3 separate regions of the Homo sapiens genome follow, and regions 1 and 2 are each linked to region 3. A link is a contact called in ENCODE Hi-C data. All regions are on one chromosome and are shown on one strand. Each heading gives the region's core, a stretch centred on a gene start or an enhancer-like site at or near the end of the contact. The rest is flanking DNA. Distances are from core to core; before and after follow the strand shown. Region 1 overlaps LOC102724152 (a long non-coding RNA gene). Region 2 has its middle 370 kb from the start of QKI. Region 3 has its middle 700 kb from the start of QKI.

What was found. A loop is a pair of places that touch in the nucleus more often than their neighbours do. Pooled maps may share reads with other maps.
Region 1: a pooled map shows a loop between it and region 3 (3-fold over the local background). The contact joins two enhancer-like sites. A Hi-C loop is called at or near these places in 1 of 168 maps with a recorded cell type or tissue (K562), 2 of 37 single-sample maps with no recorded cell type and 6 of 50 pooled maps.
Region 2: a loop to region 3 is called in a map of heart left ventricle, with 2.5 times the contacts of the local background. The contact joins two enhancer-like sites. A Hi-C loop is called at or near these places in 1 of 168 maps with a recorded cell type or tissue (heart left ventricle) and 6 of 50 pooled maps.

What each region holds. Positions count from the first base shown.
Region 1 is chr6:163,666,459-163,669,158 of GRCh38, forward strand. All of the region lies in intron 1 of LOC102724152 (a long non-coding RNA gene), which reads right to left. Among named protein-coding and RNA genes, the nearest start is that of QKI, 250 kb to the left of the region's middle. Within about 2 kb of position 1,358, at least 6 of the 41 ENCODE cell types and tissues checked have a DNase peak (open chromatin) inside an H3K27ac peak, as active enhancers do.
Region 2 is chr6:163,779,791-163,782,490 of GRCh38, forward strand. No RefSeq gene overlaps it. Among named protein-coding and RNA genes, the nearest start is that of QKI, 370 kb to the left of the region's middle. RefSeq lists an enhancer at 1,237-1,771. Within about 2 kb of position 1,346, at least 6 of the 41 ENCODE cell types and tissues checked have a DNase peak (open chromatin) inside an H3K27ac peak, as active enhancers do; they include heart left ventricle, where a contact is called at or near this core.
Region 3 is chr6:164,108,566-164,111,265 of GRCh38, forward strand. No RefSeq gene overlaps it. Among named protein-coding and RNA genes, the nearest start is that of QKI, 700 kb to the left of the region's middle. Within about 2 kb of position 1,291, at least 12 of the 41 ENCODE cell types and tissues checked have a DNase peak (open chromatin) inside an H3K27ac peak, as active enhancers do; they include heart left ventricle, where a contact is called at or near this core.

The sequences.
Region 1 (2,700 bases), core at 108-2,607, 440 kb before region 3:
ACAATAACAAATAAAAGCAGTTGTCATTTACCGAGCTCACGTTCTCTGCCAAGTACTGTGGTATGTATTTTATATCAACTCATTTTAGTTTTCACAGCAAACTTAGGAAGGAGCCATGAGTTGTATGAAGTTCCTGTGGTTGAGGAAGTTTAAATATCATGTTTAAAGACACACAACTCATAAATGATGAAGTTATTACTAGAACTGGGCTAATCTATTCTTATAAGTTTTAGCAAAATGACAGCTATAAATTTCCATTTCCCAGAGTATTTTCATATGTGTTGTCTCATTGATTTTTCACAGTCCTGAACATAGATCAAGGCTCAGTAGAGTGTGGTTGCGATTTTACAGAGGGAAACCCAAGGCTCAGAGAGGTCATGATTTACCCAAACACAGCTCACTTCCAATAGGGCTGCTGAGGCCGTGGCCACGCTCTGCACCAAACAAAGCCAGTGTGCAAATTGGGCCATTGGACCCAGCTCCAGTGCTCATTCACAATCCCACACTGAAAAAAGCAAGAGAACAGAACGAACGCACATGCAAAACCACCTATATGGCATCAAGGAGGTCTTTTTCCTCAAGTATGAGCTAGGCTTTTCCAGCCTGGCTGGAAAGCCTAGCAGAGAATGGGATTCTCTGCTAAGGTCAACAAGATGCGGCGCAGCCACTACCTACGAAGCTGCTTAGCACGCCCCACTGTGTGCCTGCCCAGGGGAGGACACGCAGCCCTAGGGGTCTGCTTATGATTTCTGCCCCTGCTTGTCTCTGCTGCTTGCAGCCAGCGCTGGCTGGACATGGAGAGCCAGCACCGAGTTCCATTGCTTCCATTTGGCACCAAGTGCCTGATGGAGCTGTCCACTCTCAACAAGAAAGGGGCCTGAGGTGTTGGGGCAGAATGAGGGTCCTCGCTTGAGCTCACCTTGACTCTTCTCACAGGCCAGGCCATGAAGGGAAGGGAAACGGAGCAAAGCCAAGAGACAGGGAAAAGTGTGGGGGATAACCTGGGGGCTGGAGGGCTGGTTGGGGGGTGCAAGGGGCGGTCGCGGTGAAATCTGGCCTTACGGGCACGGTGCTAGTGGGGAGAACGTTAAAGGAAGTCACTTTAATCTTCAGAATGAGCTCAGAGGTCCACAGGGTGGATATGGAACCCCTATTCATTCATTTAATATATGATTAGATGTCAGTGTTGTTGGAGTTACATTTTAGGAAATGACTATTCATAATGGAAGTCCTGGCACGGTTTCTTTCTAATCAGCAAAACGGGGTGGTGGGCTCAGCTGTGGCACCCTCGCAAGAGGCTCTTAATTTACGAGTGATGTTAAATTATGCTGGCTGCCAGATAGTCAGATACGGGAAGTGATACAATAAGTCATTGGGGATGTGCTAGTTCTTCTTTTTTCATTTGACAACCACAGGAAGTGGCCATTAGCCAAGCCATCTGAGAGAAAGCATCTGATTGCTCTGCTACGTGCACAGTATCTTGAGTAACTGCAAAAGCCTGAGAGGAAGGACTGCAGGGGGTGGGGATGAGAAGCAGGGTGAGGGGGAGGATAGAGATCTGGGGGTCAGGGCCCTCAGAAGCTAGCATCAGGACAGCTCATGTGGCTTGTTTTTCGCAGGCTCCCCAGGGACTATTCCAGGTTGGGCTAAGCCTAGTCAGGTTTGTCAAAGCCCTACAAAAATAGTTCATGTTATTTCTGTGGCAAATCATGCACAAAGAACTTATGAATAACTAATTTCTTACTTGGCTCTTTTCTAGAAAGGGTAATTCAATACAATGCGCTTTCCAGTCTGTCACAACTGCACGAGGGCAGAGGCAGATTGCAGGTGGGGCAGGACTTCGTAGCCAGGACAAACTTGACTGCAGAGGGTAGCCTGTTCCTCAACCTTCTGAAGCCCTGACTGAGACTTGAAACTGTAGAGAAATTAGCAGGATTCTGGGGAGAACAGAGTCTGGAGAGAACAGAATGGAGTGTGCATGTTTGAAGATGTATAGTTTCTAACAGCAATTTCAGTGCTTGTAGGCAATTTATAAATATTCGAGAAAGATGCTACCATACTTGGCTGAAAGGCTGACGGAGATGGTATTAGGTAACGGAAGTTACAGACAGTGGATGTATGAAGCTGATATTATAGGAGTCCCCTTTCCATCTGGGCAGTATGAACAGGTTGCAACTTACCCTCCTAGTTAGATCCTAGCCGTCTTAGCTTCCTTTTCTGGCATGGCCAGCCATTGCTTTCTGACCTCTTTGAAATAAATACTTTTATGCCCATAAAAAGAGTGTTTTTTTTTTGAATTAAGAAAAAAAGACTTTGATTGGATGGTTTCTAAGCTTTCTTGCACATCGGAGTCACTGGGTGATCTTGATAACATTCCAGTGCCTTTCTTTTCTTTTTTTTTTTTTTTTTTTTTTTTTGAGACAGAGTCTCGCTCTGTCGCCCAGGCTGGAGTGCAGTGGTGTGATCTTGGCTCACTGCAAGCCCCGCCTCCCGGGTTCACGCCATTCTCCTGCCTCAGCCTCTCCGAGTAGCTGGGACTACAGGCACCCACCACCATGCCTGGCTAATTTTTAGTATTTTTAGTAGAGATGGGGTTTCACTGTGGTCTCGATCTCCTGACCTCGTGATCCGCCCGCCTCGGCCTCCCAAAGTGCTGAGGTTACAAGCATGAGCCACCGTGCCCCGCTTTTCAGGGCTTTT
Region 2 (2,700 bases), core at 96-2,595, 330 kb before region 3:
GGAAAAATGACTCCCCTTTGTTAAATGCAGACACAGTTATGCATCTTAGAGGATTGTTGTGAGGAGTAAAGAAGTTACACTTGTTAATCATCATAATGAGTGCCCAGGTAGATAATATTTTTCTTCTGTTATCCACTCGCTAGACGAGCATGTGTAGTTTTGTGTTAGGGCATGCAGTGGGAATAAAAGAAAGCTGGGCTGCAGGTATCAGCAAGTTTTCAGTTTACTTGAAAAGAAAAGAGAAAACAAATCATTCAGAATGACACATTGCATTTATCTATGCTTGTGCTTTATGTGTCTTGGAAACTAGGACCCTAAGCTGAGTTGACTTCGATAAGAATACTTTTCCTCAGATTATCTGTAAATTTTATAAACAATTTTAAGTGCCTTCAGAATCTCTAATCTTTTCTGTTGCATGCATGGATTTTTTTTTTTTGGCTTTAAATGCATTCATGAAGTTCAGTGACTCTCTTAAACACCTTGGATGTTTTTTTTTTTCTTTTTAACTGAGAAAGAGATTTGACAGAGAGAGTCTTCATCACCATTGGTTTAACCTTTAAGAAGTTTGAGATTGAGAAGCTAATACTCAGAAAATAATCTTCTAAGAGTCTGCAAAAAACCCACATGCATGAATATTAAACAAAAAAAGTATATTATTATATGGTTGTCATCAAATTAAACTTAAGTGAAAATAGTATTTCCTATTTAGACAAGTTCCTTGAAGAGCCCCATTTTGCTTATGATGCATCCTTTTCAGGTGAGATGACTTTTCATTATTAACTATTGATAAATTGAATAAATTTCCCTCAGTGAAGGTCACCCTTAATTATCAGGGCTCACCTAATCAAGAACTTCTCTCTCCCTTTGTGTTGAAACAGCTGATTGACCAAAAACACTTGCATAATAGCCTTGTGTTGCTCTTTTCCCACCTGAGGTAATCAATCACCCTGTTTCTTTGCTTTTGAAAGAGGAATATTTGTAACTTCTAGCGATTCAACCACTGTCCCCACTGTGGAAATACCAATGTAGGAGAATTCTTGATACATGCAAGTTATCCAGATCCCTAAATAAGCAGTATTTTGTAAAAGGATGATATTTCCCTGTTTAAGTTTAAAATTTCTACTTTAATGAGAAATCAATTTTGCATCATCTCTTTGGACATCGAGTTTACCTCCCTGCTGTCAGAGCTGTGCAGAAGAAAGCAGAGTCTATGAGTCTTCTCACCACAGCATAGAAAGATTTTTTTTTTTTAAACACGTAGGGGAATTATGCTGAGGGCCTATTGGGCTTCTGGTAAGGACAGCTGCAAGTAAGTTGATACCATTTGGGCTCGGCCTCAGATTCACTGCCAGCCCTGGGTGGGCAGCTGGCCTGTGCTTCGGTGTGGAACAACAGGCTGACTCCAGTAACGTTGGTCCCGGGCTCTGGAAAATCCTGGGCAGACAGGACAAATGCTTTAGGGAACAACTGCTTTGAAAGAATAGACTGTTTGAAACTCCCAGCTGTGAGGGCCATTTGTGAGAAAGACTCCATGCCAGGGTGAGGGTCAAAAACAGCTGCTGCCTGGGGCTTACATTTCCAACCAGAGTAAATTGCTGGCTCCAGGACAGAATTTTGATCATCTGTGGATTTGTTAAAATTCAGCTGCCGATGTCTATGGGGTCATAACTCTGGACCCCAATCTAAATGTCTCTTGGCATTTGGGCCTTTACCAGCTAAAAGCAGCCCCCCTAAATAGTCCTCTACTCCCATCTGAGGTGCCACAAGCATAGCTTTCATATTGTTTCTTTTAAAATAAATCCAGGTTGGGCACGGTGGCTCACACCTGTAATCCTAGCACTTTGGGAGGCTGAGGCAGGTGGATCATCTGAGATCAGGAGTTCGAGACCAGCCTGGCCAACATGGTGAAACCCTGTCTCTACTAAAAATACAAAAATTAGCCAGGAGTGGTGGCGCACTCCTGTAGTCCCAGCTACTCAGGAGGCTGAGGCAGGAGAATTGCTTGAGTCCAGGAGGCAGAAATTGCAGTGAGCAGGGATCGTGCCACTGCACTCCAGTCTGGGCAACAGAGTGAGACTCCGTCTCAAAAAAAAAAAAAAAAAAAAACATAAATAAATAAATAAACAAATCCATAATGTCAAATCTTCTAGCCTCCCACTTCGTCAGGCAATATCCATAGCACTTAGTACAGCAGTGAATATTCAGCAAGCTCTAACCATGTATTGGTCGAATGAAAGAATAGTTATCTATGTTAGATAATGATTTTCCAAAAGACCTATGAGGAGGATAAGGTGACTTCCCCAATTCAGGGGATGGTGTAAAGAAGGTGTTGCCTCCTCTTCTTTGAGAAATCGTGTACAAGTGGCCGGGCACAGTGGCTCATGCCTGTAATCCCAGCACTTTGGGAGGCTGAGGCAGGTGGATCACCTGAGGTCAGGAGTTTGAGACCAGCCTGACCAACATGGAGAAACCCCGTCTCTACTGAAAATACAAAAATTAGCTGGGTGTGGTGGTGCACGCCTGAAATCCGAGCTACTCGGGAGGCTGAGGAAGGAGAATCACTTGAACCCGGGAGGCAGAGGTTACAGTGAGCCAAGATAGCACCACTGCACTCCAGCCTGGGCAACAGAGCGAGACTCTGTCTCAAAAAAAGAAAAAAAATAAAAAGAAATCATATACAAGCAAGAAGGAGATCAAGGA
Region 3 (2,700 bases), core at 41-2,540:
TCATCATCCTCCTGACCTTTTATAAAAGAAAGAAGCAAAGAGAAGAATGAAAAATGCACGAGTCACTGTTTTACTTCTTTCAACTCCCATCGCTGATGTTGACATGGACCAACAGAGATTTGAAATAAAGCCAGTGTAGCGGGAGGAGTGGTGAACTCCAGAATTTTGGGACTAATCCCCACCATCAAAGGCTGGGCTGTGTGGTACAAGAAAAGCAGGATGTCAGTGAGAATCCGGCATTGATCTCCCCCGTCTACAAACATGAATCAAGACGAAGTTTGCCCCTGCACCCCACCTCACCCTCCCTCTCAACAGGGCCATGCACTTGCTTCTCCTTCCAGAGGAGGGGCGTCCCCGTGCTGCTGGAAGAAGCACTTGGAACACTTTCTCTTTTGCTTCTCTTTTTTTGGGAGGTTGTTGTTTTTGTGGTTGCCATTGACTTCGAGTGTGGCTGGGGGTGAGTTGCCCAATAGTTGTGGTACGTCTCAGACACTCTGTCACCCAAATATGGAACTGTGGCAGCAGAAACACCTTATGAAAATAGCATGAAAATGTGTAATGTGCCATAAATAAACAGAAAGAGACCGCCAGGAAGCTGTGCTAATCACCGCTTTGATGTCGCCTGAATTACTGTATTTTTTAAGGGCCTCGTGTTTCTGCTTGTTTGTTGCGACTCAGCTGCCACTGCTCTATGAAAGGTTGGATCCAGTTTTCCAGCTCTTCTCCCCTTTGCAGTGACAGCTGTTGTCCCTTGACTCATAGGAAAGCGATTTCTCCACCCTTCCCTGACTCCCAGCCCTTTCCTGGCAGGACTCCTGCGAACCTTACTCTTCGTCCCTGCCCTGAGGTGGCCGAGGGTGAGGACGGCCGCTTGGCCTGAGTCCATGCGCTCCCAAAGTTCCTGTGTCATTTGCCAGCCGGTCCCAGGACTCTGCAGCAACGTCCTATTTTTAATCTCTGGTAACCTGGCCTTCTCTTATTTGGCCATGTCATGTCGGGAAATGGAAGTTTGGCTTGACTTATGTAGCAAAGAGCTTGTAGGAGCACAAGCCCCTCGCTGAGCAGAGCTTGCAGGAAGAAAGCCCCAGATCCTTCAGTTTTGGGTTGCCAGGGCTTTCTGGCTTTGCCTACACCTGGCAGTCACTCAAAAAAAGTCCCAATCCTGAATTGCTTCTCATAAGTCTACATGTTCTTAGGTTTGATAAGAGCTCAAGGCTGCTCTCCTTGATTTTAAGATTCTATGATGTCACAAAGCGCAGGTGAATGCCAGACACTGTTTCCTTTCTGTAACTACCCAGGTAACCACTTGCACAAGTGACCTGTGGGCAGCCCTGGTGCAAGTTCCGTCCATGCCCGGGGCAATCCCGGCTCCACTGCTGGGTCCAGGAACGCCCTCTTGTGGTTGGAAGAGCTTTGACCGACTTTATTTTTTTTAAAAAAGAATTACATTATTAAACATTTTCTCAATTTTTGTGTTTTATCTAGTCTTGGGAGTGAAAAATGCTAGTTTTTAGTTGAGGATAAGTAGGGGGGAGAGAAATTAGAGGTAGTTTTACCATCATCATCATTGCTGTATTCAAGCCCCAGTCCACCGAGCTTGTCCTTCCAGCCTGGACATTGAAGACGTCTCTTTAATGGTCTCTTTGCCTTCTGGATTCTGTGCCCTCACCTGCGTCAAAATTAAACTAAATTTTCTTGAAACACTTTGTTTGTTTTTGTCCCTGCTTTGTTCAGAAAATGTGAAAAGCTGCCCTCTGGATAATTTAAAGGCTGAACCCTTCATAGGCTCTAGGTTCTTCTAGAGTCTTCGTAAACCCAGTTCGTCCTCTCCCAGGAGCGTCTCTGTCCATCTCACCACGAGGTCCTCATCGTGGCCCTTTGTGGAGGCTTCCACTTTAATCCCTCGAAGTTTGCAATTCATGTGTTTTTGCATCTTTTATCTTATGAAAACAATGATCTATCTCCCTATCTAGATGATCGCTCATGGGAAGGGGCCAACTCTTCACTTTTTCTTCCTCTTTGGTTCATATCAACGGCAGCAGCAATGGTGATAATGATACATGTGGCTCTTTCACTACCCACCAGGCACTGGAGAAACTCTGTGTGAGCATCAGTTTACCTAATCTCACAGAACACTGTGGCGTCCACATTATTAGTCCCATGTGACAGCTGGAGCAGCAGAGGTGTAGACAGGTCCTGGAGGTTGTCCTGGTTGTAAGTGAGTAGGAGAGGAGGCCAGTGCGGCATGCAGGACTGCGCTCCTGACCGTGTTGTCTGTCTTACAAAAGACCCTGTGATATGAGTTTGTTTCGACAGTCATAATCGCAAACATAACGATGAAACGTTAAAGTTGTCTGCTTTCAGACACGAATATAGAAAAAGATTTGGAAAAATAAAGCTTATTTAAAAATATTATACATTATTGAATATACAAGAAAATATATGACAAATGCAAATTAAGTTCTATCTCTCTGATGCACTCTCGTGGGTAGATAAATGATCATTACATCTTACGAAGCTGCTGCCTCTGAGTGGCAGAGAGCCCAACCAAAGGGGCTTCAACAGCAAGGAAACTGGCCACCCTCACTTGGTGGGCTTTGGGATTTACTCAACTGACAGCTCCATCTCCAACAGCATGCGGCGCTCGGGCCCATCTTTCCACTGGTGGCTGCTGGCGAACTAAGATGTAGGTTTGAGACC